Linked DNA regions of Homo sapiens: region 2 is linked to region 1. A link is a loop called in an ENCODE intact Hi-C map of the cell type or tissue named here. Cell type or tissue: heart right ventricle. All regions are shown on one strand.

The links. Peaks named below come from ENCODE experiments on the same cell type or tissue, not always from the same donor. Only the 100,000 strongest peaks of a DNase experiment are listed, where the experiment ranks them.
Region 2: it touches region 1 in a loop (4-fold over the local background); 3 of 110 quality-filtered maps call a loop at or near these places.

What each region holds. Positions count from the first base shown.
Region 1 is chr6:7,614,409-7,616,908 of GRCh38, forward strand. No RefSeq gene overlaps it. Among named protein-coding and RNA genes, the nearest start is that of SNRNP48, 25 kb to the left of the region's middle. RefSeq lists a silencer at 1,588-1,882. In heart right ventricle, CTCF peaks have their summits at 1,256 (motif pointing left) and 1,459; no DNase peak of the experiment used is centred here; H3K4me3 peaks cover 437 bases.
Region 2 is chr6:6,695,907-6,698,406 of GRCh38, forward strand. It overlaps LOC101928004 (a long non-coding RNA gene), which reads right to left. Exons shown (of 5, transcript NR_187687.1): 5 at 1-1,256. Among named protein-coding and RNA genes, the nearest start is that of LY86-AS1, 74 kb to the left of the region's middle. In heart right ventricle, a CTCF peak has its summit at 1,163 (motif pointing right); a DNase peak (open chromatin) is centred at 1,175; H3K27ac peaks cover 2,300 bases.

The DNA.
Region 1 (2,500 bases):
CTGAATGTAGATGTGTTCAGCAACCCAAAAGGAAACTCTGAACCCAGTCTTTTTAAGTTTTTATGGAAGCTTCAATAAGTGAGCATGGGCCAGGTGTGGTGGCTCACGCCTGTAATCCCAGCATTTTGGGAGGCTGAGGCGAGTGGATCATCTGAGGTCAGGAGTTCGAGACCAGCCTGGCCAACATGGTGAAATCCCGTCTCTACTAAAAATACAAAAATTAGTCAGGTGTGGTGGTGGGCGCCGGTAGTCCCAGCTCCTCGGGAGGCTGAAGCACGAGAATTGCTTGAATCCGGGAGGCGGAGGTTTCAGTGAACCAAGATTGCTGCTGCCCTCCAGGCTTGGCAACAGAGAGAGACTCTGTCTCAAAAAAAAAAAAAAGTAAGCATGATCGATGATATCATTGGCCATTGGTGATCAACTCAACCTTCAGCCCCCCTCCCCTCCTCAGAGATGGGGCACAGGGAGGGCTGAAGGTCCTAACCCTGTCATCATGCTGCCAGTTCCCCTGGTAACTAGCCCTCATGCTGAGGCCATCCAGGAGCCCCCAGCCACCCGTCAGTTCATTAGATACAAAAAGACACCTATCACTGGAGATTGCAAGGAGTTTGGGAGCTATGGCTCAGAAAATGGGACAAAGGCCAAATATATGTTTATTATAAATCACAGTGTCTTACTACCCTGCCTAGTTCCAGTGGCAAACATCTCTTGCCTACACTACTACAACCATCTCCTCATTGCTTTTCCTGCCTCTTTTTGCCCTCAGGCCAGCCCCACTTACAGTTGCCTAAGTAATTGTCTGAATTCCTCCCCCGAGCTCTTCCCTCTGTCTCCATTATGGCCACATATGCTTTCGGAGTCTGAACAGTTATCACCTCCTCCAGAAAGCCTTATGGACCTACTTGGAGAGGCTAGACAGGGAAGGACTGACTGAGAAGATGCTATTTAAGACCAGGCCGGGCCTGTAATCACAGCTACTTGGGAGGCTGAGGCAGGAGAATCACTTGAACTAAGGAGGCGGAGGTTGCAGTGAGCCGAGATTGCACCACTGCACTCCAGCCTGGGGAACAGAGCGAGACTCCATCTCAAAAGAAAAAAAAAAAATATGAGGCCGGAAGGATGAGGAGCACATTCTTCAGAATACCTGCCATGCCTTTAAAAACATATACTCAAAATTGACTTTAGCCTTTGCCATTTTCCCAAAGGTGCTCGCTAAGGGTTGTTTGGTTCATACACAGCTGGCTACTGCCACCTTATGGCAAAAAGTTGAACAGAAACTTCCATGCATAAAATTCTGCGAACTTACAAAAGCCTGACAATTTTCCAGTTCATCTCACCTGGTACAATGGATGAATTATTCTGCATTTGATCTAAGATTATCACCTCTTCTTATGTGCTGGAGACCCTCCCCTCTCACCTGCTCAAAGATGTTGTTCATAATATTTCCCTTTATCTTGCATCACCGACCGTCATCTCTCTATTGACTCATTCTCACCAGCACTCAAACCTGCTGATAGAATATCTGAAAACAAAGAAACAACAAAGACCTTCCCTTAGCCCTACCTTTCTCTAGTTACCACCCCACTTTTCTGCTCTCCTTGATGGCAAGCCTCTTCAAAAGAGTTTTCTATACTTGTCATCCTCACTTTCTGTTTTCTTATCTCTTGAGTCTATTCTCAATCAGATTTGCCCCAGCACTCCACTCAAACTCTCAGCTAAGGCCAGAAATGGTTTCCACACTGCCAAATCCAATGGGGGAGTCTCAGTCTTCGCCTTGACCCAACCATAGGTGGCGTTGCTATCTCCCGGTTCTCCCTCCACTTCACAGGCTGTTCCTTCTCACTATCTGTGGCTCATTCCTCCTCTTACCTCTGAGCTTTAAGCATGGTAATGCCCACAGTTCACTCTTTCCACCTCTTCTCTGTCTGCATTCTCTCCCTAAGTCCCCCACCTCCACTTTTTTTTTTTTTTTTTGAGACAGAGTCACTCTGTTGCCCAGGCTGGAGTGCAGTGGCCGATCTCAGCTCACTGCATCCTCTGCCTCCCAGGTTCAAGCGATTCTCCTGCCTCAGCCTCCCAAGTAGCTGGGACTACAGGCGCCCGCCGCCACACCCAGCTAATTTTTGTAATTTTAGTAGAGATGGGGTTTCACCACGTTGGCCAGGCTGGTCTCAAACTCCCGACCTCAGGTGATCCTCCCGCCTTGGCTTCCCAAAATGCTGGGATTACAGGCGTGAGCCACCATGCCCCGCCTAAGCCGTTTTTGTACTGACTAATCCAAACACCACCAGCTTTTCCCCCTGAATTCCAGACTGGACACCACCACTTGGATACCCAATCTGATTGGCATCTGAAAGCAAATACACTTAACAGCAATTTTTTTATTTCTTCTCCACTTCCCATCCTAAACAGCCTTTCTCTGGTTTTTCTCATCTCAGTAAATTGCAATTTTATTCTTCCAGTGGCTCATCTTTCACTCTTTTTCTCATATCCGCCTCTA
Region 2 (2,500 bases), 920 kb before region 1:
CCCAGAACCCTGGGGGAGAAAGCTGACAGGGGAAGGAGTGTGTAGCCACGTGGGATGTACCCAGGAGGGGAAGGTATCTCCAGGAGGGTAGAGTCCATCCAGGAGGGTGAGGTCTAGTTGGGGGGATGGGGTCTACCCAGAGGGGTGAGGTCTGGCTGGAGGGGGGATGGGGACAGTCCAGGAGGGAGAAGTCTAGCTGGGATGATGGGGTCTGTCCAGAGGATCAGGTCTAGCTGGGTAGAAGGGGTCTACCCAGGAGAGTTCTGGTTGGGGAGATGCATCTACCCAAGAGGGTGAGGTCTAGCTGGGGGGATGGGATCTGTCCAGGAGGATGAAGTCTAGCTAGGGGGATGGGGTTTACTCAGGAGGGTGAGTTCTGGTTGGGGAGATGGGTCTACCCAGAGGATGAGGTCTAGCTGGGGGGAGAGGGTCTGTCCAGGAGGGTAAGGTCTCTCCATAGGGTGCTTTGGGAGGTCTGGGGCTTGGGGTTCCTGTGATCACAGCCCAAATATATGACTTGGACCCACACTTGGCAGAGACCAAGGTGAAGACAAGACAGGACTGATGGACTCTGAGGAAAGAGCGTGGCGGGAGCAGGGTCAAGAGCGAGAGGCCAGAGTGCAAGGAAGTGGGAGGGTCTGAGGTGGGATCCCAGAGTGGGAGCTGGGGAGCTGGAGTGCTGGAAATGCTTCTCATGCTGGAGAGGCCAATCCTAGGGCTTGGTTAGACTAAGTGCGTTTAACTGGGGCAGCAGTTTTACACATGTATTTCAGGAGGAGATGATTTTATCATAAACACATTCCACTGATTCATGTGAAATCATTAAAAAAATTAAGGTCAAGGTTTTTTTCTCCTGGCTGCTTTAGGCTACATGCCCAGGACTCCTGTCCCTCTGTGGTGAGGGGATTTGGGTGGAAGAGTTTGAGAAGCTCTGCTGTGGAATCCTCTCCTTTTTAAATAAAGAGGGACACTCCAAGCCTGGCATTGAAAGGCACACCTCTCGGTGGAAGCAGTTGGCCAGGTTTTGATCCCTTAAGGATTGGAACCTTATGAAATTGCCAAGATTGGACCATGTTTGACTTGTGTAAATAGCTTCTTCCTGTGATTCAGTCTGAATTTTAGACTCCAGGTCTCATCGCTGCCTCCACCATGTGGCCTCAAGGGGGCGCCGCTCCGCCTCCTAAATCCCCAAGGACAAAGCCCACTTTCTTGGCTTCTGGAAGCAGCGCGAGGGGTCATTGGTGGAAAGAAGACTGCTGTATTTAAAAAAGGAAGCAAGCAGAGAGGAACATGAATTCAATTAGAACAGTTCCTTGTCCCCTAAAATATGGTCCCCAGACCAGCAGCATCAGCACCCCCTGGGAGTTTGTAGAATTCCTGGACACTAACCCAGATCTGCTGAACCAGAATCCACAGTTTAGCAGGACTGCCCAGGCTCTCCTACGTATGTGCGCATAGCAGAAGCACCAGTCTAGCCAGCCAAGAGTCTGCTTATTTGTCACCTGCCTTTCCAGCCCCAAGCAGTCTGGGCCCCCCTATCACTTCCCCTGGGGACACATTATTAGACCCTCCATTCTTCAAAATCAACATAAGGTGTGGCTCCCACAGGAACATGTTCCTGTCTAAAGAGCCTCCCCTTCTTTCAGAAAGTATATTCGTTATCTTTGCTGTGTAATAAATGACCCTAAAACAGAGGTTTAAAACAATAAACATTTATTTTTGCCATATGCTGTTGGTTAGAAGCAAGTCACTAATCCAGCCCAGGCTTCAAGGGAAAGGGATCACACCAGGGCCTGAATACCAGGAAGCAGGGATCACTGGGGATCATATTCCAGGCAGCCTACTGCAGGGGATAATCTCCACTCTAAGGGGCAGGCCTCAACAGGGCAGCCACATCAGAATACAAGAAAACCTCCAGAGTCATGTGGTAAGGACGACATGCATTCAGCAACAGGATGCTTGAATAAGCCTTTCAACTGTGGCTTGCAGAATGGCCACATTAGTATCAGTTGGGAAACATTTAAAAAATACCAATGCCCAGGCGCTACGCAAGACCAGTTAGATCACAATCTTCAGGGCATGGGTTTTTTCTAATTTTTAAATTCCCCAGATAATTCTATTGCACAACTGAGGTTAAGAACTATGGCTTCAGGCCAGGTGCGGTGGCTCACACCTTTAATCCCAGCACTTTGGGAGGCTGAGGCAGGCAGATCACCTGAGGTAAGGAGTTTGAGACCAGCCTGGCCAACATGGTGAAACCCCATCTCTACTAAAAATGCCAACAAATTTAGCTGGGCATGGTGGCGCGCCTGTAATCCCAGCTACTTGGGAGGCTGAGGCAAGAATCACTTGAACCCGTGAGGCGGAGCTTGCAGTGAGCTAAGACTGTGCCACTGCACTCCAGCCTGGGCAACAGGTTAAGACTCCGTCTCCAAAAAAAAAAAAAAAAAAAAAAAGACACAGAACTATGGCTTCATATGAAAATTTTCAAATGCTACAG